Linked DNA regions of Homo sapiens: regions 2 and 3 are each linked to region 1. A link is a loop called in an ENCODE intact Hi-C map of the cell type or tissue named here. Cell type or tissue: B cell. All regions are shown on one strand. Each heading gives the region's core, and the rest is flanking DNA. Links, peaks and the distances in the headings are about the cores only. Region 1 overlaps LOC107984543 (a long non-coding RNA gene). Region 2 overlaps LOC105369890 (a long non-coding RNA gene). Region 3 has its middle 66 kb from the start of LINC02399.

What was found. A loop is a pair of places that touch in the nucleus more often than their neighbours do. Peaks named below come from ENCODE experiments on the same cell type or tissue, not always from the same donor. Only the 100,000 strongest peaks of a DNase experiment are listed, where the experiment ranks them.
Region 2: a loop joins it to region 1, with 5 times the contacts of the local background. A loop is called at or near these places in 2 of 110 quality-filtered maps.
Region 3: it touches region 1 in a loop (5-fold over the local background); 9 of 110 quality-filtered maps call a loop at or near these places.

The regions. Positions count from the first base shown.
Region 1 is chr12:89,750,988-89,761,449 of GRCh38, forward strand. The region is part of intron 2 of LOC107984543 (a long non-coding RNA gene); the gene reads left to right. It also overlaps the pseudogene MRPL2P1 and the pseudogene RNU6-148P. Among named protein-coding and RNA genes, the nearest start is that of ATP2B1-AS1, 47 kb to the left of the region's middle. In B cell, for the core only: no CTCF peak of the experiment used is centred there; a DNase peak (open chromatin) is centred at 5,894; H3K27ac peaks cover 597 bases.
Region 2 is chr12:89,922,974-89,933,435 of GRCh38, forward strand. It overlaps LOC105369890 (a long non-coding RNA gene), which reads left to right. Exons shown (of 13, transcript XR_001749246.2): 3 at 4,427-4,681; 4 at 10,063-10,255. Among named protein-coding and RNA genes, the nearest start is that of LINC02399, 19 kb to the right of the region's middle. In B cell, for the core only: no CTCF peak of the experiment used is centred there; DNase peaks (open chromatin) are centred at 4,448 and 5,696; H3K4me3 peaks cover 2,491 bases; H3K27ac peaks cover 3,515 bases.
Region 3 is chr12:89,876,262-89,886,723 of GRCh38, forward strand. No RefSeq gene overlaps it. Among named protein-coding and RNA genes, the nearest start is that of LINC02399, 66 kb to the right of the region's middle. RefSeq lists enhancers at 4,348-4,477, 4,558-4,627, 7,463-8,388. In B cell, for the core only: no CTCF peak of the experiment used is centred there; DNase peaks (open chromatin) are centred at 2,880, 4,640 and 5,910; H3K4me3 peaks cover 3,406 bases; H3K27ac peaks cover 5,000 bases.

The DNA of each region.
Region 1 (10,462 bases), core at 3,684-8,683:
GCATATTTTAACAAATGGCTAACAGATGTACTTTTTGAAAACTCATTTTCAAATTCTCAGTTTGGGCCCTTCACTCCTTGTTCCTGTTGTCATTCTACCCAAATCTTAATACCATCCCTAATGACTAATCTCGTCTCTCTCAAAACTTCCTTTCAGCCTTTAGGAATTTAAGAAGAATTCAATAGCATTGAAGGCTCTGGAGGGAGTATAGTGTAGGATTCAATTATTGAGTAAAACTGAATTTCAAACTTTTTCATTCTGCAACACATGATAAGGGTGCCTCCCTGCTTTGCACAACTCTCTGTAGATTTCCTTCCCTGGCAGGGCGCTGTGGGCCTGGCTGGTGTTTTCCTTGAGTCTGAGTTGATCTCCTCAGAGCTGAGGGAGAACACTGGAAAAAAGTGTCCTTTAGAGATTTAGAGATATTGATAAGCAATTAGAAGATATGCCACCAAATGCTGGTTAAGAAGATAAGTCAATCTTTTAGAAAGTTTGAAGCAGATGAAAGGAGATGCTGGAGGAATTTTCTGAGCTCCATCAAGTTTGGGTTCCATAACTTTGTGCACTGCTTGGGTTGTAGCCAGTTATAGGAGCCTATGAGAGTACACAGTTTTTTCTTTTTAAAAAATATATATATCACCACACAATTTCCTACTCCTTTACCCTCCCAGATCCTACAGCTTTTCATCTAGATATAACAACAGAAGTGTTTAAAAATAGAGGCACTGGGAGAGGAAAAAGGGTCTGGGATGTGAAGGAGACAGTTTTACTTTTGTTCAACAGCCACTAGAAATTAGTTTCAACTTTTCAGATCTAAGCTTATTGAGAGGTTTAACCTGCAGTTTGATGAAAAATTCAACCAGTGTGAAATTTTGGAATACAGAATATCTGTGAGTGAGGACAAACAGACCTTCTATGATCCATTTTGTGGCTGAAACTTTGATTCAAAGAAGAGACAGTCCAGGCCGGGTGCGGGGCTCACGCCTGTAATCCCAGCCCTTTGGAAGGCCTAGGCGAGTGGATCACTTGAGGTTGGGAGTTTGAGACCAGCCTGGCCAACATGATGAAACCTCGTCTCTACTAAAAAAAATAGAAAAGATTAGCCAGGCATAGTAGTGGGTGCCTGTAATCCCAGCTACTTGGGAGGCTGAGGCAGGAGAATCGCTAGAACCTGGGAGGCGGAGGTTGCAGTGAGCCGAGATCACCCCATTGCACTCCAGCCTGGGCAACAAGAGTGAAACTCCGTCAAAAAAAGAAAAAAAAAAAGAAAGAGACACTGAGTTTGTGCCTCTAATTGTGCCTCCCCTTTCTTGGGAATAATAGCCCTGTAGGGCAGGGGAGGATAAATAAGAGCTTCTAGGGTTTAACTTAAAAATCAGACTATTTAAGCCCCTGGACCTCTGAGCCTTTCCATGTCCCCTTGCTCATGCTCTCTCTACTTAGCTGTTAAAAGATCTGCTCTTGCTGCACTGTCACTCTCCACTCTCCTCCCCCTGCTCAACTGGCTTCAGTCTATCCACCATCCTCTCACCGCAGCTGCTACCACTGCTGTTCTCAGAGAGGTGTGGAGGGGTTTCCTCCTCACCACTGCTCACAGCTCTGTTTTAGGATCCCTCTGTTAGCCTGTCTCTTAGCTTACAGGCATTCTGCCAAAGAATCTGGAGCCTTTCCTAAAGGATGGGTAGAAGTGAATTTGAGTGACACAATCATATGTCTCCCTAAATGGTTTCTTCTTCCCTACTAATAATAGGTATCAATAGGATTCTACGTATCTTGACCTTCTCCTACTTCAGGTGGGATCTAAAGAAAAGGTCATCTTCCCTTTTCTTTTTGGTGGAAGGGTATTCATTGTGGTTTCATAGGTTTTCCATCTCAATATTTCTCTCAAGAACACTAGCAGGAGTGTGATGAGCCCTGGCTATCCTGATGGCCCTGTGGGCACTGACCTGCACTCTGCACTCTCTGAGCCTGGCACCCCCGACCGTTGCCACTTCTGTCCCGAGTCTGTTCCCTGCCTCCCAGGTGATGAACAATGCCCTCTTCCAATGGCCCTCTGCCTTGATGTTGCTCCCCTGCCACCAAATCCTTACTTCTATGGCCCTTAGTGCCAACTTTGTGCCTTGAAAGAGTCATACCAAGTACACAATTAAACCAGTGAAGATGAGGAAGTCTGGGGGTGAAGACCACACAGGCCAGATCTGGGTGCACGGTATTGACAGGGGCCACAAGCAACATTATTGCATGATTGACTTTTGTGTTTCTGGCCTGAGGAGGAGACCAAGTCAGGACCCTTTGAGGAGAAGGTTATCCAAGTCCACCGTGATCCCTGTAGGTCAGCAGACATAGCTCTGGTTGCTGGGGGTAGCCAGAAACACTGGATCATCACCACAGAAAACTTGCAGGCTGGAGATACAATCCTGAACTCCAACCACATAGGCCAAATGGCAGTTGCTGCTCAGGAAGGGGATGCACATCCACTTGGGGCTCTGCCTGTGGGAACCCTCATCAACAACATGGAAATTGAGCCAGGCCGGGGTGCCCAGTATATCCAAGCTGCAGGGACGTGTAGTGTGCTACTGTGGAAGGTGAATGGCACAACCGTTATCCAGCTGCCCTCTAAGAGGCAGATGCAGGTGCTGGAAACATGCATAGCAACAGTAGGCTGAGTATCCAACACTGATCATAACAAACAGGTCACTGGCAGGGCAGGTCACAACCGTTGGCTGGGCAAGAGGCCTTCCAGTGGGCTACAGCACCACAAGGGGTGCTGGGCTGGCCGAAAGATTTGGCCACTACCCTTCATGAAGAGTTATGTGAAGCTGCCTTCTGATGCTGCCCAAAGCTGATATCCCTGTATTGTAATAATGTGCCCCCCTCCCCTGAAAAAAAAAAAAAGAGCACTAGCAGGTTCTTGAGCAGCTGGAACTCTTAGAAACTTGCTGTTTTACCCCAAGTTTCCAGTATGAGTATAGTGATTAGATTCTCCTTCTTCTCATCTTTTCTCTTTCACTGGCCCTCAAGGCACTTAAAATAAAGCCATTAATATTTCATGGTAAACCTTTGTTTTTATCATGCTCACTTCAGCAGCACATATACTAAAATTGGAATAGTACAGAGAAGATTAGTATGGATGACATGCAAATTCGTGAAGTGTTATATTTTTAAAAGAATGAAATGCTGTCACTTACAGCAACATGGAGAAACCTGGAGGGCAATATGTTAAGTGAAATAAGCCAGGCACAGAAAGACAAACACCACATACTCTCATTCATTTTTGAAATCTAAAAAGTTGTTCTCGTTGAAGTGGAGAGGAGAATAGTAGTTACCAGAGGATGGGGAGGGTAGGAAGGAGAGAGAGATGATGAGAGTGATGGTCAACGTGTACACATTTACAGTTAGATAGGAGGAATAAGTTCTCATGTTCTTTTGCATACTAGACTGGAGATGACAATAAAATAGCTAAAAGAGAGGTTTTTGAACATTCTTATCACAAAGAAGTGATAAATGTTAAAAGTGATGGCCATGTTAATTACCCTGATTTGGTCATTACACAATGCATACATGTGCAATCAAAATATTACATTGTATCCCATAAATATATATAATTAGTATGCATCAATTAAAATTTATGCATAATTAGTATGCATCAATTAAAATTTATGCATAATTACTATGCATAAATTAAAACTTTTAAAAAAAACTAGTTTTTTATACTATTGAAAACATAGTTCTATGCATTTTCTAAAATGCCACCTATGCCCTTCCTATTCAGAGCCTCTTGGCTTTAACACATACTGGCCAACTTGGGACCACAGAGGAGGAGCTAAAACATGAGGGATTGGTTTAGGAGGTAAGGGGAGACCCAACATTCATGGCTCTGGGCTTCGGTCATTTGTTCTCTTGTTGGACTTTTTAAAAATAATTTCAACTTTTATTTTAAATTCAGGGTGTTTATGCGCAGGTTTATTACATGGGTATATTGCATGATGCTGAGGTTTGAGGTATGATTGATCCCATCATCTAGGTACTGTACATAGTTCCCAATAGTTAGTTTTTCAAAATTTATCCCCCTCCCTCTCTAGTGGTCCTCAGTGTCTAATAGTAAACATTTGCTACGTCTAAGATTACATGTTAATGATACCGGAGATTACACATGTGCAAGAGGCATAGCTAATGCTTCAAACAGTATAGAGATGGGAATAATTTATATAAAACAGAGAATCTGGGATAAAATCTATGTACTTATATTATAAATTTGGGATTTTTCCCTAAGGAGATGATATTTGAAGTTTTACAAGAGGCATTCATTCATTTAGTCATCAAAAATTTGTTAAGCACCTATGTAATAAACACTTCTAGGTGCTATAATAATAAAATATGAGTGAATGGCAATGGGGAGTTATTTGTTAATGACTCTAGAGTTTCAGTTTTATAAGATAAAGAGTTCTGGAGATGGATGGTGATGGTGGTTGCACAACAATATAACTGTTGGCTTTTTTTTGTTTGTTTTGTTTTTGAGATGGAGTCTCACTCTGTTGCCCAGGCTGGAGTGCAGTGGCGTGATCTCGATCTCGGCTCACTGCAACCTCTGCCTCCTGGGTTCAAGCGATTCTTGTACCCTAGCCTCCTGAGTAGCTGTGATTACAGGCACCTGCCACCACACCTGGCTCTTTTTTTTTTTTTTTTTGTATTTTTAGTAGAGATGGGGTTTCACCATGTTAGCAGGCTGGTTTCAATCTCCTGACCTCAAGTGATCCTCCTACCTCGGCCTCCCAAAGTGCTAGGATTACAGGCATGAGCCACCGCACCCAGCCATAACTGTTCTTAATACCATTGAACTGTACATTAAAAATAGTTAAGATAGTATATCTTATATTATGTATATTTAAGCACAATAAAAATTGAAAACAAAACAATAACAAAATAGATAAATGAATAAATAATTTAAAAAAACATGAGGAAACAAAAAAAGACCTTTGCCCTCTATGGAGCTCATAATCTAGCACGGGGCAATAGACACTACATATTATATTATTTATACATTAGAAGGTCATAAGTGCTAGAGGAAAGGTAGGGGGATTAGGCATCTCTAGGTTAGTTGCTGTTTTAAAAAGAATTGTCAGAGTAGGCCTCTTACTCTTTGATCAAAGACATGGAGATGATGGAATTAGCTACATAAATATCTGGGTTCCAAAGCAGTGAGAACATCCAGTGCAAAAATCCTTAGGTAGGAGCATGCCTGGCACGTTCTAGGGATGTCAAGGAGGCCAGTGTGGCTGGGACAGGGTGGGGGCAGAGAGAGATAGGTAGGAGTTGAGGTTACAGTGGTAAAGGGAAGTCAGATCATATGGGTTCTTGAGATCGTTGGAAGGACTTTGGTTTCTACTCTGAGAGAAATGGGAACCATTGCAAAGTTTTAAAAAGGAGAACGGATGATGTGACATATTTTAAAAGGATAATTATTTACAGAGAGAATAGACTCAAGTGAAGAAGCAGGGTACCTGCTTAGGAGGCTGTTGTATTAGTCTTTGGGTGAAAGATGGTGGTGGCTTGGACTAGAGCAGTAGCAGTATTCGTGGTGGGAAATGGTCAGATTTTTACATATTTTAAAGGTAGCGCCAACAGAATTTCCTAAAGGATTAGAGGTAGGGTGGAAAAAAGAAAAGTCAAGGATGACTCTAAAGTTTTTGACTTGAGCACCTGGACTGTTGGAATGACATCATGGGAGAGGCTTTGAGTGAGCAGTTTTTTTAGGGGGAAGATCAGGAGTTCAGTTTTGAACACATTGAGTAAACTCTGTTATTACAATTTGGTTTTTTAAGTTGCACAAGTGAGGGCCATGGAAAATATGAGTCAACGGTATAGTATCTTTCACATAGTATTGGCTCAGAGTAGGCGTGTCCTTTAGATGTGGAAGAAAAAAGAGGATGTAAGATTGTAAGAGCTCTGTTGCTGACTCATGTTTTTCATGACTGTCACTTGTGCAACTTAAGAAAATTAACTGTAATCATAACAGCTAACAATATTGAGCTGTTACTATGAACAAATAGATGACATGTTAACTTATGCTAATGTGTGTAATTGAAGGAAATGTTAAATTGCAGTTAGAGGGTAGTGAGATTCCCATCCAAGTTCATGGAATCTGTCTTCTGTCCTTGGACTCCAGATTGAGAACCCTGCAGTGATTTTTAGTTTACAAATACCCCTGGGCCTAGATTGTTATCCTCACAGCAGTCTTAAGGAATAGGTCAGTGAGGTTATCCCTTTCATACTCGGAAGTCGGGAGTGGCTTGCCCAAGATAAAAACATGAATTCAACTTCCAGGTTCTCTGACTTCAATGCCAACAATTTCTCAATATTCCCTGCCACCCAACTTTCACTGATCATTTAAAAACTTACAAAAATGTTAGAATAGTACAGTACAATGAACACAGCATACTTTTAACCTATTTCACTAACTGATTATTGTGCCACATTTGATTTATGTCCTTACAAACACACACATACACATACACACAAACACACACGGGAGTTTTTTAGTGACTTTTTAAAAAGTAAATTGCAGGAATTCTGTCACATCCAAGTATGTTTAACCTGCATCCCTTAAGAATAAGAGCATTCTAGAGAACCCATAAATAAAGTCACACACCTACAACCATCTGATCTTGGACAAAACTGTCCAAAATAAGCAATGAGGAAAGGACTTCCTATTCAATAAATGGTGCTGGGATAGCTAGCTAGCAATATGCAAAGGAATAAAACTGGATACCTACCTTTCACCATATACAAAAATTAATTCAAGGTTGATTAAAGCTTTAAATGTAAGACCTCAAACTATTAGAATCCTAGAAGAAAACATAGGAAACACTATTCTGGCCACTGACCTTGGGAAAAAATTTATGATTAAGCAATTGCAGCATAAACAAAAATGGACAAATGAGACCTAATTAAACTAAAGAGTTTCTGTACAGCAAAACAAAAACAAAATAAAAACTATAAACAGAGTAAACAGACAACTCACAGAATGAGAGAAAATATTTGCAAACTCTGCATCCAACAAAGGTCTAATATCTAGTATCTATAAGAAATTTAAATAACTCAGTAAGCCAAAAACAAATAACCACATTAAAAAGGGGTCAAAAGACAGAATGGACGCTTCCCAAAAGAAGACACACAATTGGTCAACAAACATGAAAAAGTGCTCCACATCATTAATCAGAAGAAATGTAAACCAAAACCACAATGAGATATCATCTCACACTAGTCAGAATGGCTATTATTAAAAAGTCAAAAAACAATAGATGCCAGTGAGGCTGCAGAGAAAAGAGAACACTTATACACTGTTGGTGGGAATGTAAATTAGTTCAGCCACTGTAGAAAGGAGTTTGGAGATTTCTCAAAGAACTTAAAAAAGAACTACCACTTGACCCAGCAATCCTATTACTGGGTATATATCCAAAAGAAAATAAATTGTTCTACCAAAAATACACATGGAGTTGTATGTTTATCATAGCACTATTTATAATAGCAAAGTCATAGAATCAACCTAGGTGCCCATCAGTGGTGGACTGGATAAAACACTATGTGTGTGTGTGTGTGTGTGTATATATATATGTATATATATGTATATATAAATACGTATATGTGTATATATATATGTATATATATGTATATATAAATACGTATATATGTATATATGTATATAGAAATACGTATGTATGTGTGTGTATATATGAATATGTGTGTGTGTGTGTATATATATATATATATATATTTTCAAGATGAAGCCTCGTACTGTTACCCGGGCTGGAGTGCAGTGGCACAATCTTGGCTCACTGCAACCTCTGCCTCCTGGGTTCAAGAGATTCTCCTGCCTCAGCCTCCCAAGTAGCTAGGATTACAGATGCCCGTCACCACACCCAGCTAATTTTTTGTATTTTTAGTAGAGATGGGATTTCACCATGTTGGCCAGGCTGGTCTCGAACTCCTTACGTCGTGATTTGCCCACCTTGGCTCCCAAAGTGCTGGGATTACAGGCATGAGCCACCACACCCAGCCAGAAAATATTACATATATATATGTACATATATATACACACACACACACATACACACACACGTATATATGTATATATGCCATATATGTATACCCACACATACCATGGAATACTATGCAACCACAAAAATAACTAAATCATGTCCTTTATAGCAATATGGATGCAGCTACAGGCCATTATCCTAAACAAATTCATGCAGAAACAGAAAACCATAAATGAGAAAGCCTATTCTCATTTATAAGTGCGAGCTAAACATTGGGTCCACATGGACATAAAGATGGCAACAATGGACACTGGGGACTACTCCGGGGGTGGAAGTTTGAAAACTTAACTACTTACTACCTGAGTGATGGGGTGAATTGTACCCCAAACCTCAGCATCACACAATTTACCCATGTAACAAACCTGCACACATACTCCCTGAATCTAAAATTAAAGTTGAAATTTGCTTACAAAATGATTAAGGATATTCTCCTAAAAAACACATCTTTTCGTACCTAAAAAAACACATCTTTTCGTACCTAAAAAAACTAATAATAATAATCCAAACCATCACCTAATATAACCTCTATATTTAAATTTCCATAACTGTCACCAAATGTCACTTATAGCTGTATTGTTTTTCTTTGTAGCAACCAGTCTAGGATTATGTATAGCATTTGAGTTTGAGATCTTTCATCTCTTTTTACAGAATAGTTTCCCACTCTTTTTTTTTTTTTTTTTTTGCTTTTCATGCTATTATTTTTTTCTGAAGAGTCTAGGTCACTTGTAATAAAAAGTGTTCCAAATTTTGTATTTGTTTAATTGTTTTCTCATAGTTAGATTTAGGTTAAAGTATTTCTGGCAGAAAGAGTACACAGGTGAATGACAGGTTGCTCCATTGTCGGTGATACTGAGTTTAGTCACTTGATTAGGATAGTTACTGCCAGACTTCTTCATTGTAAAGGTAAACTTTCTACTTTTTAATTGATAAGCTATCTGTGGAGCAATACTTTGAGTTCAAGGTTTTAGCATCCGTTGATGATCCTTGACTGAATTAATTACTACACTGGAGAGTACAGAATTCTCGTTTTCTCCCTATACTGCCTGTAGACTAGGAATCTTCTGCTCCTAAAGCTGTACTTCTAGTGTTCTGAAACCAGTGTGCTCCACTGTGGATACCACCATGCAGTGGTAGAAGGAGCAAGAGGTGAGTCATGGAATCAGATAGCAGATAAAATGGCAGATCAGGTACTAGAGATGCTGGGCATGGCATATTATTGAGAAGCAAAAGAGCTAGTTTGGTGATACTAAAGTTTCAATTCTGTATTTTTTGGGTGGTCACACTTTGTATTTTCCATTCGTTAGCTAACTTTCCTTTCAAAATAGTGTTTTTGGGGGGGAAGGGAAAATAATTAAACACATTTGATATAAATCTATTTTTAATCCCTTTATTATAGTTTTCTGTTCTCTTTGCATTTTTCCTCTTGTTTTCTCTTCTCTTCTTTTCTCTCTTTAGAGCCCTTTCTTCTTTTTAAAATATCTGCTCAAAATTTAACTATGAATTTTCTGTTTTCTCAATTTACCTCTTCCAATTGATCAGACTGTAATTTTTCTTCTAGTTGATTGGTGCTTTTCGCTCTTCTAGGTAGGATGAGGGCTTCAGAAATTATATGGCAACTTTTAATTCTCACATGTGATGCCCTAGGCTCAACTCTTCATGTAATAAAACACCTTATTTTAGAAAATATTCATTTAAAAAGATATTACAACATATTCTCAAACAAACTTTGATGAGTTTAGTTGTCTCAGCACTACTCTGGCTATTTTAAAGTACATTATTTTGTTAACCACACCCTTTCACCTTTTATAAAGCTGAAAAATAGGAAGCGTTTTTTTCTTTTCATTTTTTGTCTTGGTAGTTTGTAACCACATTTTTTGCACTGTGGTTTCATGTAAGCGGTTGTTGATAATCAACTGATGAGTGTTGTTATGTACAAAAGTCATGCTTTTGAGGCATGGAAGTGAGTGAAAGAACATTTGAGACAATGTATATTTAACTCTACAAATAACATGTTTCTATGGTATGGAAGACAAATGATTTTCTCTAATTTTTCACCTGTCCAACAAACAGCACTTTGGTTGTTCAAAGATTATTGTCATGATTCACTTTGTAGTTTAAAATAAAGATTAGATATTTTTTGTCTTAGTGCAATTTAATTACTTATTAAAAAAAATCCCAGGAGGCTTTAGCAATTCCCTCCTGAATAATTTACAACTCAAAATGATAATAGTAATACTATAGTATATGACATTGTTTTAAATTAAAAGATGTAAGTTAATCGATTGATATGATTTTAAATTCAATTCTCTGAACGAAAATTAAGAATTAAGCTCACACATAAGGATTGGAGAAGGCCTTCTGTG
Region 2 (10,462 bases), core at 2,002-7,001, 170 kb after region 1:
TCTCCTCCTATTCCACCCCATCCCCCCACTCTATTTTCTACATACTTAGATTTGGGGTAAATTCTCATTGTATTTCTATGTCAAGACCTGAATCCCTCTGGATGGGGGTAGTATATTATGTCAGTGGACAGTTAAACTCATCATCTTTTTTATTTCTTTTTGTTTTTTTTTAATCTGATGACTGAAGACAGCATCTCTCTTTCTGTTTCAAAAGACCTAGTAAAGAGTAATGAGAAAAATTTGAGAGGGCCCAGGGGATGCATATCTATAGATATTTCACACCACACTCAGGCAGCTTATTGTCTTTAGTTCCAGTAAAAATAGACCATTGGGAACAAATTCAAAATCTGTGGAATCTGGTGTTAATGTGAAGTGACTCTTGCTCTTGCAAAGAAATATGCTTTAGAACTCTTCTCTAGAACTCAGATGTTTTATGAATGGTGATGAGGATAATGAAGCTAATAATTATAAATAATAATCCTATGTGTTAGAAATTGTCTCCTTGATGATACAATTGTTCCTCTACTCTTCTCACATTTTAATTAGAACATGCCGCTGCTTTAAATTGGGAAGAGGCAGTAGTCTGATAAGACAACACATATTAGCACTGTCCCCACTTCATACCCTCTTGGTTACAGCCACCATGCCACTGGCCTTCTTCAGTTTCAAACTAGATTAATTTTCAAGAGGAAGATTTCCTAGGTAGCTCTTGGATCCAGAAATAAACTGGCAACTGGTAAAATTCTTGTTGTAACTTCCACTGCAATTTCAGCATAACTCTGTAGCAAAGGTTGTGTCACTTGAGAGAATACAGTGACCCACAGGGAAATTTCAAAAATTTAGACCACTCTGATAGAACAAAGCCTTTTCAACCCTGCAATCAATGGCCGTTTAAAAAAAACAAGTACACAATTTAGATTGTCACTCAAGGACTAAAATACTAAGGAGATGATTTTAGATCTGTAATGTCTTCCTATAAGTTATATAATAATAACTTAAAAAGAGTAAGCAGGGTGTACTTTTTTATTTCTCTTGGGGAAGAACATAGTGAATCAATAATTACAGTTATTGGTAAAGTATAGAAAAAGTTTAGCATATAGAGTAACATTTACATTTGTCTCTTTCATTCAAATATCCTCTATTGACAAAGACATTTTTGGTTGTGAAGGGGAAGGGAGAGTTTGGGGGAAACAGAAAGAGCTTGAGATTACTGTGAGTTCTGAACTCAAATTCCCACTTTGCCACTTTCTGGCTTTGTGGCCTTGAATAAAATATTTACTCAGATTTTTCTTCCTTTTATTTCTTGGTCTGTAAAATGAGGACCAATAATGATTGCTTAACAAGGTTTATGCAGATTAACTAAATGTACTTGGCACATAATAGATGCCTAGTAAAAAGAGAATATCCCTTTACTTGCAGTTGTGAAAGTTCGTATGACATAATTGTATGACTTCTTCTTTTAATAATTCCCCATTTCAAAATCTCAGCTAGTGAAAACATCCAAGGATAAAAGAGCTAAGGAATCAACATTTGTTTATTTTATAGCTGTAATATCACACAACAAATATGCAGTGATTTTTGGTGCGTGATCTTCAAAAAAAATGAAAAAGTGTGAACTAGCAAAAAGTCTCACTATATCTGCTACTTAGTTTTTAAGCTGGGTTTTGAGTTATCTAAGCTACTATAGAAAATGTTCTGAAATTGAGGATTTTTGTAAGAGCCACACAAACTCCTTTTGTAGTTTAAGTGGGTCCTCCCAGTTTTCATTGTAAGATTGAAACTCAGGTGCTGAGGCTGCCTGGTACTTTACCTAAACCTAACCTATATTATTATTGTTCTGTTGGGAGAGTGGTTTAGAAATATAAAATATAGTAGAAAAAGCATTGGTTTCTAGACAAGGCATCCAAATGCATTTCTTGCTTTGTTACTAACTAAATTATGTAATTGATCTTTACTTCTTTGGGCCTAAATTCCTTGTTGGTTCTATATCAGCAGTTCTCAGATGCTGGTCTCAGGACTTGGACTTCATTAGAATTACCAGGGATATATCTTTAAAATCACATTTCCGAACCTACCTTCCACCTTCTGAATCGCTAGGAATGGGGTCAGGAATCTAGGGTTAACAAGCTCTGTAGGTGCTTCTGAGTAGTAACTGGGTTTAGAAACCAGTGAAGTCTTTCCAAATCTTCCTTGCCTGCAGATTTGAAGTCTCTTTCAGATTTTTTACTTTCAACTAGGCTTTTAAGTACTATGGAGGTGGTTGCTCTCCCAGCCTTCAAGTGACAATCTGGGCTATAGGAGAAGCTTAATAAAAAAACAATTTTGTGAATCAAGTAATTTGATTTCCTTGTTGGCATTGAATTCTCTCCTTGGGTAGCCTCCAACTTTCTCAGATATCAATTCTTTCTCAGTTCTTAAGAGAAACAAATTAGCTTTAAAGAATTGTTGCTTAAAGTTTTCCCAAATACATAAGTATTAAAAGTGTATGGCAGTATTCATAACCGATTGTATTACTCCTAATGATATCGTGCCTTGACTTGATTTAGCCCCTGTTCCGATCACATATACCTGTTAAAAATTGCTTTTCAATTGCCTTTGGTTGGAAATGATGTGTTTAATTGATTTTGGGAACTGATTCTATCCTATTAATCTTTGACATGCTATGGTATTAAGTTTTTTAAGCTCTCAAAAGGATAGCTTAAAAAATAAGCTCTTATTGTAGAATATTTAGGGAGCATAAAAAATTATAAGGAGAAGGCTGGGGCGGTGGCTCAGGCCTGTAATCCCAGCACTTTGGGAGGCTGAGGTGGGTGGATCACGAGGTCAGGAGGTCAAGACCAGCCTGGCCAACATGGTGAAACCCCATCTCTACTAAAAACTACAAAAATTAGCTGGGCACAGTGGCAGGTGCCTGTAATCCCAGCTACTCGGTAGGCTGAGGCAGGAGAATTGCTTGAACCCAGGTGGCAAGGTTGCAGTGAGCCGAGATCACGCCACTGCACTCCAGCCTGGGTGACAGAGTGAGACTCCGTTTCAAAAAAAAAGAAAAAAAAATTACAAGGAGAAAAATGGAAATTACCCATAATCTCATTACTCAGAAACAACATTCAATATTTCAGCACATTTTTTCTAGTTATACAAGCATACAAAAAATAAATATTTGGGATATTTTCCAAATATGTAATTTTAATTATTCTTTTTCCACTTAACATTTTATATTGAACATTTTCGTATGTTATTTTTCTTAAAAACAAACAGTTTTAATGGTTATATACTATTTCTATAATATGAATAGACCATAATTCATGCAATCACCTTCTCATTTTTATATGTAGATGGTTTTTAACTTACTGCTCTTATAATAATGCTATAATGAACATTTCCAGAAATGATTCTTATCTGCATTTCTTACTATTACCTTGGCATTTTCTCCTAAACAAGAATTACTGAAACAATCTGAATTTTTAAAGGTTCTTAATATGTATTATAAACTACTTTTCAGAAAATTAAAAAAAATCAATAACAGGACTGAATGAGTCCATTTTTCTTAATACTATTTTTAATAGTTATTGTCATTGAAAACAATCTTTGCTAATTGAAATTCTTGGTGTTCATAACTTGCTTTTCATTAAACATTAGTGAAGTTGAAGAGTTTCCTTACTTGAGTCAATTATATGTCTTATACTGTAAATTGTCTTATAGTCTTTTTCCATCTTTTCCTATTAGATGGTTAAAGCTTTTATGTGTTAATTATATATATATATAAAATTTTTTTTTCAGAGTCTCACTCTGTTGCCCAGGCTGGAGTGCAGTGGTCTGATCTTGGCTCACTGCAACCTCCGCCTCCAGGGTTCAAGTGATTCTCCTGCCTCAGCCTCCTGAGTAGTTGGGATTACAGGTGCCTGCCACCATGCCTGGCTAATTTTTGTATTTTAAGTAGAGACAGGGTTTCACCATGTTGGCCAGGCTGGTCTCGAACTCCTGACCTCAGGTGATCCACCCACCTCAACCTCCCAAAGTGCTGGGATTACAGGCGTGAGCCACCATGCCTGGTCTGTATCGTCCTTTAATGTGATATGGTTGGCAAATATTTTCTAGTTGGCTAGTAGATTTTTAATTTATTTGTGATGATGACAATATTTAATGGTATTAGGAATATTATGTTATTATACTATAGTCCACTATACATAAAGACTTATCTATGGTAAAAAGAGGTGGAAAATCCAGATAGTACAGATCTTTAGTACATTTTAAATTTGTTTACGTGATTCACATGGCTTGACTTTTGACAAACATATGCCTCCTAGAGCTAAAAGAGTCCTCATAGATTGTTTCACTTCCTCTTTCCTGGTAAGCAGGTCACCATGAAGTAAGAGCATGTCTTATCTTTGCATGTCAAGCATTATTTTGTGTTTCACTTTTATAGGAGAAGAAAAAGAGACATTATGTCATTCTTCTGATTGTGAATTTAATTAAAATCCTGATTCCTGGATGGTATCGTGGGCCTATTGAATGAGAATCTCTGGAGCTAGAACTGGAAATCTGCATTTTAACAAATAAGTCTGGTGATTTTTAGCATTCTAACATTGGAGAACTACTGGTGCTGGAGAGTTCAGATGACCAATGGTGAATTTTATCTCACATTACTAGCTTCTTCAGTTTTCTTCCCCTCAGTGCTCAGGTACTCAATTTGCATAATATTAGATTGTACTCTTTATATATTGGTTCAGAAAGGTTTTTAAGTGTGTGCTGTGAATCTGAAGCTAGATGGAAACTCACTCAAAGCAGGAATTGTAATACCCGGTTTTTGTTTTTTTAATCTCCTTAGACAACTTTGCATAGTGCAACAAAGTTATTGACTCATAGAGATTCAAAGTACCAAAGAAAATGAGATACTTAATATTTTAAAAATATAAGCCTATTTTCTGTATGAGAAAATGGAGGTAGAGTTTTAAAGTCTTTCAAAGTTTGTCAGGTTTCATGGTTTTTGATTTATTATTTTTTGAGGTTTTGGATGATGAACCTTGACTGATACTACTCCAGTGATATTTTTAAAAGTATTTTTATAAGATGTTTTAGAGGTGTCTCTTTTGTAGGAAAGAGACATGAGATAGTAAATTAGAATTTTTATTTAATTTAATCCAAGAATTTGAGACAGTACCTCTTCACAGAGAATCAAAAAATAGCTTGATTTAATCTGCAGTGTACCTATCTCTGTGCTTAAAACTGTGGATCTATTTCAATGGAATGGAACACGATCCTTATCCTTGAAGAACTTAACTGTATTTTACTTGCACTTAATTTTTGGCATTGTTTTACATGTTACTTCATATAATTTTACACTCTATAATTATATTTCTGGAACATTTGCATTGCTCTCATCTGCTTTAATAATGCTATTGCTGATTTATATTCATATATAATATCATGTTCTTTTCAAAGCCTATTTATGTATATGGTTCTAGGAGAGCCTCAAGAACTTAGTATAATATTAATAGAATTTTTTGAGTGTTTGATTCATGTGTGACTCTGAGCTTCACATGAATCCCATCACCGAATTATCACAACAATTCTATAAAGTAGGCTGTGTTATTATCATCTCCTATTTACCAGGTGTGAAAACAGAGCTGAACAAAGTTATTTTAAGAGCTGCAGTCTGACTCAAGAGCATACAGTTTACCTTAAGATCCCCTAGTCTAAACCATTAAACACACTGCCTCCTCAGCAGCATAGGTAGTTGCAAAAACAATTGGACAGATAGTCAAATTCTTGTCTACTTATATTGCTCAGATAGAAGGGGGCATATTTGCTGAACTTGCTCTGCAGTACTCAGTAGAATATTTTCTGTAGGTTAATATAATCCTTGGATGATAGTCAAAAGGTGATCAGAACCCCCACCCCTGCCCTTGATCTCTCCGAAGCCAGGCAATATATTTTTATTCAGTTACTTCTTTTAACCTGAAGTCACCAAATAGCATACTACTAAATGTATAAAGCAAAAACTATAAAGCAAAAAAAGAGAGATTCCAATATACATATTCAAAATCAGATCACATAGAGAACACAAAAGTAATGACACAGAAGAAATAAATGTTATAATCAATAACATTGACTACTAGCCAAATACAGAATTTTTCATCCTTCAAATAGATAATATTATTTTTTAAATATCTCTGGAATATTCACAAAAATTGATCATGTTCATAGCCAAACAAAAACAAACACAGAAAAACTTAAAACCAAAAGTGGAGATTTTACAATCCATGTTCTCAAATAGCTATGTAACTCAAAACTTATGAAACATAGTAAAAGTTCGGAAACATTGTACTTAGATGCAATTTATAGCTTTAAGTGGCACCATTATTAAGAGATGGCTAAAAATAGGGTTTTTTTGTACTCATCCTAAGAAATTTAAGGACCCATGAAGCCGGGCTTGGTGGCTCACGCCTGTTATCTCAGCACTCTGGAAGGCCTAGGCTGGTGGATCACCTGAAGTCAGGAGTTCGAGACCAGCCTGTCCAACATGGTGAAGCCCCGTCTCTACCAAAAAAATACAAAAATTAGCCAGGCATGGTGGCACACGCCTGTAATCCCAGCTACTTTGGAGGCTGAGACAGGAGAATCACTTGAACCTGGGAGGCAGAGCTTGCAGTGAACCAAGATTGTGCCACTGTACTCCAGCTTGGGCGACAGGCGACAGAGTGAGACTCTGTCTCACAAAAAAAAAAAAAAAAAAAGAAAGAAATGTAAGGACCCATAATATAAATCAGAATGTATTAATAAAGATAAAATCAAAAACTTATGAACAAGAAAATAAATGGAAAATCTAGAAAGACTAAATAAACCTGGAACTTGGTTATTTGATAAGGCTATATAAAATAGATAAATCTCTCATAAGCCTGGTTAAAGGAAAAACAAAAAAGATGCAAAATAAATAATAAAATATTAGAAAAAAGAGAAAAATGACAGTAACATGTGGAAGACAGTAAAAGACATGAGAAAATCTTCATGAAACTCGATTGTAACACGATTGATAACTTAGAGAAAATGAATATTATACTAAATGTAATTCACTAAAATTGATCTAAAAGAACAACTTTCGTATGCTAAATGCTATATAAAATACTGAAAAATGAATAAAAATAAACCATTAAAGAAATTAATAGGACCCGATGTCTTTGTGGCTGAGTTTGATCAAATCCTTAGAGATCATGTAAGCTAAATATTTAAACCTCATAAAAAGCCAGCATAATCTTAATGCTTAGTAAGGGTAGTGCAGATAAAACACTACAGTCCAACTTCCTGTGAACATAGTGGCAAAAATTCAAATTCAAATATAAAGAAATGGAACTCAGCATTGTATCAAAAAAATGGAAACTATAATACACTATCACTAAGTAGGATTAATTCCAGGAATGCAAGAATGGTAGAAAATCAAGAAAATTATTAGCATGATTTTATATGTTGCAAGAGAAAAATCATGTTTTATCAATAAAGACAAGATTCTTAGAAGGAATTTGTTAAAAATTTTCAGGCATTCCTAATAAAAACTATGTAAAATAGGAAAAAGGAAAAAATGCCTTATCTATGATTAAAACCTACCAAAAACCAACAGCAAACAATTAAAATTGTTTGTGCTAACTATTCACTAATATAAAAAGAAGAAAGCAATATTTACCTTCAATAAGAAAGTAAAATAATTGGTATAAATTTGGAAAAGAGATAAAATGACATCGTATTGCAGATAATATACTTCTGTACTTAGAAAACCTAAAAAAAATTCCACTATTATGAATTAGAAGAAGAAAATTTGGTAAGTTGACTGGGTATATAATATTTCAAAGAACCTAAGATATTATATATTTTAAGATATCTGTTACTTTATGAACCACCAAGAAGGAAAAAACAGTGTCAGAATTAAGAGGTCATTATTATAGAATATGTCCCATTTTCAAAGATGTTAAAAATGTGTGTTTCAGAATTGATGATATAAGATAGATATTTAAAAAGCAATAGTTTTGTGTGTGTCTGTTGGGGGGGTGGCAATAACCACTTACTTGCTAAAAAAAAAGCTATTTAATAGTTAGGATTAAATTCATCAAGAAATATATAGGACCTACATGAAAAAAACTCATACATTTTCATGTAAATATATAGAACTCCCTAACCAAATAGATCAAGATGCCATATTTTAGATGAGAACAGTTAAAATTGTAAAAACATCCACGCTCTCAAAATTAATATACAAATTCAACACAATGCTGGAGTGTACTTAGGGGGAAAATTTGACAAGATTATTTAAAAAATCATATTGAAGAATAAATATTCAGTATTACCAATAAAATTTAAAAAGCAAGAATAGTGAGGAGAGATTAAGCATAATAGACAATAAACCATTCTGTAAAATTACCATAAACCAAATGGGGAGGCAATTGGCATGGAAATTGACAAACTGATTAGGAGCAGAAAAAAAGACATCGTATTTTAAAATTCAATGGGAAAAGATTGTTTGTTCATATATGGTGCTGGTAAAAACTGGCTTTCTACCTGAAAAAAATAAAATAAAATTAGGCCCTTACCTTTGGCCTTGTCAATTCTGGATAGATTAAATCACTACTTATAAAAAATAGAATAAGAAAATTCAGGGGGCTATATGTAAAAATCAACAGTTGAGAAAACATTTGCAACACAAATGACAAAGTGCTATTACCTATAATATACAATGAGAGCTTGCAAATTGATAACAATAAGACAAGCATACTACAGAAAAAGGAATGAAAAATTTGAATAGTTAATTCATAGGGAAGTAAGCCCAGATGAACAATAAACAAGTAAAAAGCTGTTCAAATTTTTTACTAGTTAGGAAAATACAGATGAAAGGGAAAATGAAATCATTCTTTTTACACATCAGTTTGAAAAATTTTAAAGGAAGATTTATACCAACTATAGGTGGATATTTGTGAAAGAGAATATTCACATGCATGGTTCGAAGAATGTACTTTTTGAAAAACAACCTGGCGATTTATTTTTTTAAAAATATACACATCATTTGACTCAGCAGTTCTATTCCTATGATTCTGGACTATAGAAATAAAAGTGCAAATAATATAAAGGATGTTTATTTCATCTCTGTTTCTAGCAGCACAACACTGAAAAGGTGAATAACCATTAATAGAAGAATGGGTGAATAAACTGTGCTATATTTGTAACATAGAGCATTATAAGTCTACTAAAAAGAATAAGTTAGACCTGTATCATCTAAGTTGAATGGATATTCTGTATTGTTAAGTGAAAAAAAGCAAGATGTAATTCTTGCATATAATGTCATTTTGGTAAAACAAATAATGACAATGATCCCTTTACCCCTGCATGTGTCTATGAGTATGGAAAAATGTGAAACTATACGTTTAACATTTGTTATCTAGATGAGAGGTGAAAAGGGGCAGAAGGAAAAGACAGGGAGAAGAAAGAAAAAAAAACAATATATAAAGAGTCATCTTTGAGCAAGAACATGAGAAAAAAAGAAAAACAACAATAGCAAAGAAACAAAAACTTCTAAGAGTTTGGAATTAAATTCCCTGATTGGAGAAGATACCATTATAGGGTTGGAATAGACCTAGAGTCACACACACACAAGAGAATTTAGGAAACTACCAGAACTTCCATTTAGCTATGTTACTTAAGAGTTAAATCTAATTTCCATAGCAGAAATTGGGACTAATTTTAGAACCCACACTGTAATCTTTACTTTCAATTTTATGTATTTGGGTAATGTTTTGGAGGTCTCAAATAATATTAAAAAGTAATAATTTTTTAATTTACCTGTAAATCCAAAGTCTGTATTTGTCTGGTAAGATTAAATAAATGATAAGAAGAACATTTTTCTCTCACCATTTTAATATTTACATCATGGTGTATCATATTTATTTTGTAAATTCCTGGCGTTCTTCAGAAATGAGAATGAATATAATTTGCTACTGTTTTTCACCATGTGCCTTACACATAGTAGGAATTAAATAAATAATCTGTTGAACAGGATTGAATTCCACTTTTTTTTTCAAGAGTGCTTTCCAGCTGAGATAAATCACCAAAGGCTGACCAACAAGAATTCCTAATACTAGAGGACCTAACATTCCTTCTGAGGCAGGAGATAGACTTTTATTTCAGCGCCAAAAGGATCTACAAAACGCAGCCCATCGAGTCATAATGAATAACAATTTCACCTTCACTCAAGTGTGTGCTTGAACAGTAACAGGTGATTAAACCTATCACAGTATTACCTTGCAGACTGGAGGCACTCACCACATTCTCGTGGTTTCTAAGGCAACTGATTAAGGATTCTAAGAACTGAGGCCCCATTTAGGCTGATGCCCTTGGAAAGGTAGAATTTCTTTTCCAGTAGGCTGTACTGGAAGACAAGGCTTATTTGTTTTAATGTTTTCCATTTCTCTGAATTTCACAA
Region 3 (10,462 bases), core at 2,120-7,119, 120 kb after region 1:
CAAATCAAAAATACATTTTCAATTAAATAATGACTTGAAGATGGGAACTACCAACCCACAGACCTAGGTAGCTGGGGTTTGTCTTTGTTGCTGTTATTCAGAGGCAAAAAGACTTGTTAGGGTGTTTGTTGAGAAGGATGTAACTATGACACTTTTGGCTCAGTCTACCATTACAATTACTAATGAGAGTTTTGGGGCGTGGGGAGCAAGCCTAAGATTGTCCTTAAGTAACAGGACAAGAAGCCTTCAAATGGTGGTGTTGGGGGTCAGAGTTGAGGATATAAAAATAATTCAGCACAAATTATATTTTATGATCTTCCTTGTTGCCTTTCCTTGCCTGAAATTTTGTAAAGATGATATCAGATTTAACTGAACTTTAAGGCAGCCTAAAGGGGGGGAAGATAAATTACATATATGAATGAATATGACCAGCCTTTCCTTCATACTCCCAGAGCTTCTTAAAAAAAAACCATGTGCTTCACTGTAACATATTTCACTTTACAATTGGGCATGTTTACATTTAAAAAATTGTAAATTCAAGAGGGTAGAGCATGGCCTCATTTGTTTTTGCCTCCCATCTATGCCCAGGAGGGGTTTGTTGACTGTGTAGGAGTTAAGGGGGCAGTACCATACCTTTACCTTGGTCATGGTAGAAGTTATAGGATTATGATCACGTTCTCCATATAAAAATACCCACCACATATCTGCAACCCCTCTCTCCTATTCATCAGGCATTGCTTCCCCAACTCCCTTCTCCACATGTATCAGGGCATTTTGCATCCTCGAATGTGTTGTTTCACATGTATTCATCCACATTTGCCATATTTTAGTGGAGCAGACACCAAGATTTAGGGCAAGGGTTGAAACTTACGGCTTGTATAAGATAAACTGTAATAGGACAATTAATATGTTCCAGACAAGATAAAGGAAAATCAGCTTTGCCAAAGATTGATTGATAAAGCAAGTAAGAGAGGAGATCCAGTTAGAGAAACATAGAAACAGAAAAACCCTAAGATATAGAGAAGCAAAGGCAGAAATGGAGACACATTCGTGTGCGTGCATGTGCACATGGACACACACACACTCACACCAGCATTCTATGCCAGAGCTGAATCTTCATGAGCATTTTCCTTAACTTAGCCTCTTCATGTTTACTTTTTACGCTAGCCTTTAAAAATTGAGATATCTGACTTATGCTCTTTTTGCAGGAATGTTTTTAAAGATTATTTATTTAAAAAATAAAGACCTGCAAAACACTGAGAGATCCTCATAGACAGTAATCATATCTGTCACATATAAAGCATGTACTTATATTTATTATTATAAGTGTTATCTATAATAAGTGTTATATATTCTAAGTTTTTTATAAGTTTATAGATCGTGTATGGGAGGAAAACATCTAGAAAGAGTCTGGTCACTTCTATGTCAAATAAGCAACCACCAGCTGCTGGATAAACTGCTTTTTTATTCTTTTAGGCTCCTTCCAACCCCAGCTATTTCCTCTGACCCTTTCTTTTTAAATTTTTTTTTTAAATGACGGAAGTGAGGGTAGGAGGAGGCCAGATCAAAAAAGGAAAAAGTTCTTTTCATGATATAGACTTACAAGTAATACATCTTTTTATAAAACTGTTTATTTAAGGATAAAAGGGCTCATGGACATCTATGAAATGTAAATCTCGCATAAATGAATAAACAATGACATGTGGCTGCTCTGGCCAGGCGTATCATCATATGTAATGGAAAAAGAAATCCTATTGTTTGGAAATAGGTCTTTATATGTGATTTTAAAGATTTAACAAGTACTTATTCATAGGAAGGAAATGTTAGAATTCATTTTAGAAATTTTATTTTAATCAAATTTATAATTGATCACTTTTTGTCATATTAAAACACAAATATTTGATTGGAAAAAAGGAACATGTGACCAAATACACAAACAGCAGTAAATCCTGTAATGCAAACACTAATAAAACTATTACTACATATTTAATCTTTCCTAGGTAATTGCCAAATAATCTTCATTTTAAATGCTTTAAGACTGTCATTCTGTAAATCAGACTCTCTCCAACTCTAATTTGAAGTGATCCTTCTACTGCTATCAAGGAGTAACAGTTTCTAAATGTCCTCTTCAAACATTTGGTGAAGGAGAAGCAAGTTTCTATGTGTGTTACTTAGAAGTGGTAAGAAAACTCAACTGCAGCACTTAGGGAAGCAGAGGCAGGCAGATCACTTGAGGTCAGGAGTTCGAGAACCCGGGAGGCGGAGGTTGCAGTGAGTAGAGATCGCACCACTGCACTCCAGCCTACGCGACAGAGCAAGACTCTGTCTCAGAAAAAGAAAAGAAAAGAAAACTCAACTGGAATGGATTGAAATATAACTTATAATTGATTATGGTTTTTAAAGTGAATGAAAATAAGTCAAATTAGGGATTTTCCTAAGAGTTACAAAGCAATTACTGATATTAGGATATAACCTTGGAAGTCAGTCCAGTTTCAACTTGACTCTCTCTCACTGCATCATCTTTATTACTGATCAGTTAATAGTTAATTCACATTAATAATCCTGGGAAGGAAGCACTGAAGTGTCTTCCACCCTCACACACTTACACACACACTCACACTTACTGAAAGTCATTGGTTCAAATATATACAGTGCAGTACTCTTCAATTTAAGGTCCAGAAGTTGTTAAGTTTGAAAAGTACTGCACTATTCTAAGACTATAAAAGAGTGTTAAAAGGAAAAACAGTGGCTTTTGTAATTAGAAAGGCTTTATGAACAAGGATATTTAAATAAAAAATTCCGGATATATGTAAATGTACCAGGACATGCCCTCTACAAGCATTGAGGTTTTTCTGGTTTCAATTCAAACTTCTGATTTACAAAGTAAGATATAAGCAGAAGTAGTAGCAGTATCAAGAGCTGTCACTTTTGGGGGGCTTACTACTTAATCTTCCTTGTACAAATTCCATGTAATTTTCACATTATGCCTGTGAATTTAGGGTTATTAATCTGATTTTATAGATAGAGTCATGAATCCAAAAAGGAGCAGAGCCGAATTTGAACTAAGCTCTACTTCACTCAAAGTCAGTGTTTGGTTTCAGAATTGTGTCTCTAAAACAGCACAGGCAGTTATGCCCTATTTACTGGAATATTTGTGTTTTAGCCAAGTTTGCTATAAAGTACACTTTTTTCTGAAAGCAGAACTCCATTTTGCCAATGGTTTATATTATACAATCTGAGACTGTTTACCAGTATACAAGTTTTATAAGGGCTGGGACATGTGTGTTTTTTTCATTGCAGACACAGTACCTGGCAGATAGGGGGTATTTAATAAATACCCATTGACTGAATTAAGTGGGGTAAAAATTATCTTGTAGATAATAGAAGCATGCTTAAGGGTTCAGAAAAAACTTAGCATGCATTTTAGGTTAAAGAGAAAATTTCTAATGAAAGCAATATTACTCAAATATGGTTACATGTTCAAAATATTAGTAAAATTTGACCGATTCTCCAAATTCTAGGAGATACAGTGAATTTTTGACCAGTTTTAAGTTCTGTTACATTAATTTTGACTCAATGTTATATACTCATGCTACATGCAGTTTGGTAATAATTTATTCATATCCATGTTAAGTACTCATATTTTTCCAAACATGAACTTCTCTATTTTTTTTATTTCTTATTCTAGCAGACATAAGAAAAAAAAATGAAAGGGAATAAAAGCAGAACACAGGGTGTGTGACAATCACTTCTTTTGTTCACACTAGTGAGAGAATCTTTCTATTCCTTAAAGTTAATCAAGCAGCAAGTATTTATTAAACACCCAAAGAGTGAAGTACACAAGGCTATTGAATAGCAGTAATCTTTAGGATTATCTTGTGTCAGCGCTTATTTTCCATGTTACTCATAAACGGAGAAATGTATTTATGATGGCTTTCCAAAGAGTTGATTAAAATGCTTAACACGATTCACCTTTTATTTAAAGATAAAATAATTGAATGGGGAATTCATGAAGAGCTCTTCTCAAATTTATATTATATAAGTGATGAGTATGCTGATTTTTACTCTCAGAACGAAAATAAATAAGAAATTATTAAAGAATCCCTTCCTTTAAAAATCAGATTACTATGTAAATTTTATATCATTTGTTTATGTGGTCAGAAATTTTGGGGAAATCCTTCAAACTATTTATCTGTAGCACAAACTAGAATCTGTCTTTTGCAGATTCTTATTGTGCACTAACTTATTAAAAGATTTGGGAAAATCCACTGTAAGGAAACTTGTTTATCTTTGTTGACCACAGTTTTCAATCTTGGTTGATGATGAGGTCTCCTGTCACCCAACACCTATGAACGTATTTGGGAGTGGGATACTCTGGCTGTACTCAGAAGAGCCATGGGGGTGGAGTTCCCTAGAGTCTTGGGGACAAATCCTCACAGGATGTCCTGCTAGGAACATGACCAGCAGAGTCATGGGAGTGGGGAATCTTATTGTTGAAGATCTCTGAGATCTTAAAACGGTAGAGCCTCCAGAATGCTGTTTCAGCCTGGCAGAGCTGAAGGCATTTGACTCAAACATATGCGAGCTATTGCATAGGCTGCACTCGGAAGAGCCATGGGGGTGGAGTCCCCTAGAGTCTTGGGGACACAAGCCTCACAGGATGTGGTCAAAGAAGGTTGTTTTCAGGCCTCAAGATTTAATGTTATTTGCCTGTTGGGTGTTAGACTTACTTGGGACCTATTACCCGTTTCTTCTTTCTTACTTCTCCCTTCAGAGATGGAAATAATATCTGTTTTGTACCTGTCCTACCATTATATTTTGGAATCATAGAACTTGTTTGATTTCATAGGTTCACAGCTTGAGAACAATTTATCTCAGGATGAGTCATACCTTGAATCTCACCTATATATGATTTAGGTGATATTTAGATTAGATGTTAGACTTAGACTTAAAGTTTATGCTGGAATGAGTTAAGACTTTTGGGGCTATTAGGATAGAATGAATTTATTTTTTATGTGAGAATAACATGAATTTTGGGGGATGAGGGGCAGCATGCTATAGTTTGAGTATTTGTGTCACCTCCAAAATTCAGTTTGAAAGTTAATCTCCAATGCAACAATCTTAAGGGGTGAGGCCATTAGTAGGTGATTAGGTCATGAGGGCTCTGCCACGTGAGAACAGGGTTCAAAGTGCCATTTTGGAAGCAGAGACCAGGCCCTCACCAGACACTGAACCTGTCAGTGCCTTGATTTTAGACTTTCCAGGCTGTGGGTCCATGAAAAAAAATTATGTTCCTTATAGATTACCCAATATCAGACATTTTGTTATGGCAGCACCAACAGACTAAGAGAGAAATGAAGTCAGGAAAAACCACTGACATATTAGAACATGGCAGAGGGAAGGACCGGCAAGTTATCGTAAGCACCTTAGAATTTGCCATTTAAAGAGATGGTAGATGTCCACCATCCTGCCCTTGTGCAGTGGGGATATAGGATGCAAAGGAGGATGAACCTCAGCTCCCTACTCATTTAGACTTGCTCATCTGATAAATAGGAGACTACTTCACTTAATGGCTTTCTTCTTCTGGAATGCTGCTGGAGTCAAACAAGAGTGATCAGCACATATTTTTTGACAATTCTTTTTCCACCATGCCCTAGATGAGTATCCCACTCCCAAATATGTTCATAGGTGTTGGGTGAAAGGAGGTTCCATCATCAACCAAGACTGAAAACAGTGGTCAACAAAGATAAACAAGTTTCCTTCCAGTGGATTTTCCCAGATCTTTTAATAAGTTAGTGCACAATAAGAATTTGCAAGAGAGATAAAGTTTGAAGCATTTCCTCAAAATTTCTGACCACAGTCTCTGTATAAGTCAGGGTTCTGTCTGTTTTTAAGTAACAGAAATCCAGCTCTGACAGGCAAAGGCCATAAAGAGAGCTTAGTGGCTCATAGAACTAAGAAGCCCAGGCATGGTTGAATTCTGAGGCCTCAAATGATGTCACCAGGGCCTGTCTCCCTCAGTCTCTTGGGCTCAGCTTTCCTCTGAGTTAGTTTCATTCTCACACAATCTTTCCTTATGTGTTGATCCTTGGCAGCTCCAGGCTTACATCATTTTTAAATCTACAAATTCCACTTGGGAAAAATACCTACTAGAGAATGGAACTTTTCTGAAGTGAATCATTTTTGAATTTAGAGATATTTAAATTGATTGGCTTCCCAATTCCCTGACATTCACCCTACTCCAAGTTAGTGCTTTATAATTTACACAATGTGTTTTTTTTTTATTACTTCCGAAGTCATAACCCAAAGTGGGTACCTTGGGTTAATGAAATAGGTTATGGATACATTGAGGTGAACATATAATTTTACAAACTCTATAGTATAGTACTTAAAATAAACCCTTAAAATATCTTAAGCTATTACTCTATAACCACTGACTATGAACCAATTTCTATTGAATTTTGTTAGAAAACTCCAGAAAATATATACCTATTTGAAAATTTTTAGTAGTTTTCAACTTATTGAAAATTTATGAGTAGACTCCAAATATATTTCATTGAATCACAGGATTCTTCATTAGTTTCTCAAATTGGTACTAAATCATCAGCATCACAACACTGGAAGGAACTGGTGAGTAGTCAATATGAAAGAGGTTTCACTTTAATTGGCCAACTAGTAGTTATTTTCATTTTGAAATGTATAATGATAATGACTTTATTTTTACATATGGGTTATTTTGGGGGATTTTGAATTTTTCAACCTAAGGAAATTGTTCTGTCAAGTTACAAATTGAATTCCCCAGTGAATGCTCATTTCTCTTCCTATGTATTTATTGTGTCCTTCTGGCCAGCTAGGAAAAGAACCATAATGAAAGCAAAATCATTTGGGAGTTTTATAGCTGGAATCTCCAACACTTTTGTCAGTATATCTTATGATACTACTTGGTAGTCACTGATGACAATTTCTTGAGAGATTTCAAGGTTCTTCAGCAGTTTCTAAATTATTAAAAGGAGGTCATCTATGCCTAACAATAAAACAACTAAATATTATTTATTTCATTGCTTCTAAAACTTGTTATTCACATAAAACATGTATGTATACTTCGGATTACTTGATTAAGCAGAACAGTCTGCAAGACAATAGAGTTCGCAATGAATTTCTTTGTGTCAAGCCTTTTGAATAAAATGCGTAAACTTTCTTCCACATTAAAGACCCTTTTAGGTAAGAGTGAACATTAATTGCCAAGGCTCTATTCAGATAATCTCATTGAATCTTCAGAATGACTTTATGAAAGGGGTAGCATTTTTTTAACCCCAGTTTTACACAGGAGGAAATTGAGACATAAAGAAGTCAAGTAACTAACATTACACAGTTTGTACATGGCATAGTTGGCTAGGCAGTCCAACTCCAGACCACTGATATTAAACACTGTTAATATAATGATTGTGTGTTTTACCTTTGAGCAGATCACTTGACAATATTACTTAAGGCACAACAATCATGGAAACTTTCAGATTTGCCTCAAAGGTAGGAGAACCCTACACACACATACACACACACGCACGCACACACACACGCACGCACACACACACACACACACAAAGGATTGCCTGATGGTTTACCACATTTTGGTTACTGCATGCCTTTTATTTTCTTGACTTGGGTTAAAAAGACTTTAACAAAGCTCTTATAAATAAGATACCAAGTAAACAAAAATCTCATATTTGTACTGTTACTCTAATAAGCTTAATAACAATAATCTACAAACATCTGCAATCATAAAATAAAAACTTCATTACCATTTCAATGCAGTCACTACAAATCCTCAGGTTAGCCAGTACACCAGCTGTGTCCTGGTGCTTCACAACACAAAACAGCAATTCATTCCAAATTACCACTCTCTGTTAGTGACTCTTGCTCACTGGCTCCCATCCCAAATACTCCTGCTGTTCAGGTCCATTGTTTCCCCTCACTGGAAGCCTTTTATTTCCTGGGAAAGATTAAAGGATTGTCTCTATGAAAAACTAGGCTAATCTTCTAACTTTTGATTTCCCACTATTTGTCCTCCAACATATTGGATGTACTCAGCTTTTCTTTTCCTCCATCCAGTGGCATTTAATATACTTTTCTGGAAAGTGTTTAGAATTCTTCACCCAAAGAATAAAATTGAAGGAGTTAACAAAGCTTATGCTAGTTTCTGGCTTTGTAAAATAAACTAGTCCAAGATTCAGATAATGAGCTTTGATCTCCCTATAGGAGCTTTGAGTTGAGAAAACTCCCTTTCCATCATTCCTGCCGTGGGCCTCTAAATCATGAAATTCCATATCAAATTACAGAGAGCTTCCCTCTGAGAGTTTATGGCCTTGGAACAGCCAGTTAAAAACCAGACTGGTGGAAAATGCAGGATAGTCTTTGAGCCACATGCAACATGTATACCAGCTTATAGAAATTTTATACTCCTTAAGAGATCATACTTAACAGGCAGTTTATTTTTATGCTGCAAAATACTTATCTATTCCTTTTCATTTGGAGCTTAAACTTTTTTGCAATCCAGAACACAATTGAAGAGAGGGAATAAGAGGATATTTGATCTTAGCCCAACTGATGATATATAAGATCTCAGAGAAACATTGGCTTTCGGATTTAACTACTTTAGTGCAAAAACGTAGCCAAGAAATTTGTTTCTTCTGAGGATGTAGAATGCAAGTCTATTAACTGTCAAAATAGAAGTCATTTAAATATTTCTTTTATTTACCATTTCTAATCAGGTGTTAGATAATATTGGGAGAAGTATTTTTTTTGGTATTATCTTCTGTTATGTTGTCATAACCCATTACCTTGTGTAGATGAACTCACACTGTTTTCCCAGGGACCCTGGGGATCAGCTTATAAAAGCCTCTTCAGATCTTAATCTGGGAGCCTTTTATGAGGGGGTGAATACCCTGTTGGATCTGGGAGCTTACTTTGGAGTCCATTTTCCTCTTGGACTATAGTAGCTGATTGAACCTGAGGTTAACCCTAATAGCATGCACCACAGATGTCTTAACTCTTTGAGGATGTATCTATTTTGACACTGTCAATGAAAGAGGACTGCTCTGCCTGCTAACATAGAATGGAACTCTGCTGAGATAAAATGTGGCAGCCATTCAGGACACCACACATACTTTTCTAAGCAGCCTTCTATATGAATAAATGTTGTTATTACATGGCAAATTTACAAAGGCAGAAGGTAAGAGGGTAGAAGAATTTGTCTGCAGAGTTTTATTATATATTACAGAGATAGCTATTGGGGGAAAAATTGGTGATAAACATGGTAATGGCTCATTTTCTTAGATGGAGCTCATTAATCTTATCAACGATGGCCTCTTTTAAATCCTGACAAGAAATTTTCTGCAAGGAAGTATAGACATTGTGATATGAGGAATGTAAATGGGACACTCTGTAAAGCTGATTGACTTTAAACACACAAGCTAAGGATGAGCTGATGTCTTATGGGTCCTGTTTCTCCATCAGTATTTCTATGTAATCTTTTGTTTGGCAGCTAGCAGACACTACTTGATGTATTTTTCAAGACAGAAAAATATAGTGACACCTGTTTATGGAGTTCACCCACAGATCCACACATTGTGGACTGTTTTGACAACTGGTTTCTAAAAGTAGATTTAAGACAAATGTAGGCATTCTTTGGCATAATTAAACTCATCACAGAATGCCTACATGATCAACTTCTGGTACCTGAATGCCTATTTTAGGAGATCCCAATGGGTAAGTTGTAGTAATTTTGGAGACATCTATGAGGCTGCTATTAATTCTTAGATGATAGATTTCCATTATGAATGTGAACTCTCAGAAATGAGATTCAACTTAAAGAACTGAAATCATTTATTATGAAAGCACTACAGAGAACCCGGTTTAATCATTCCAATATACTGTATTATAAAACACGGTTGAAAATTCACCGTACTAGCATAGATGGTTTGCATAGACCAGGTTCAAAGTGCACCATTCTTTAAAGGGAATAGGAAAGTTTACCGATCACACCAGTGGTCTGTGCACATCTGTGTCTGAGTGTGATATGAAAGGTCAGATTCTTGGAGGCAGGAAAACTTGGAACAGGGAGTCAGTCATGAAATTTGGTGGCTCCACTGTAGTCCCAGCTACTCAGGAGGCTGAGGCAGGAGAATGGCGTGAACCCGGGAGGCAGAGCTTGCAGTGAGCCGAGATCACGCCACTGCACTCCAGCCTGGGCGACAGAGCGAGACTCCATCTCAAAAAAAAAAAAAAAAGAAAGAAATTTGGTGGCTCCAATTTTTTACAGGGTGTGACAATCAGTACCTGTGTAGACACAGAATAGAAATAGTGGGTAGCTGGATAACTCTTGTTGAGATAGAACATTGAATTAAAAACTATTGGCCTCTTAGAAAAGAGGCAGAAGCCTCAATCAAATTTTTGACTATATATA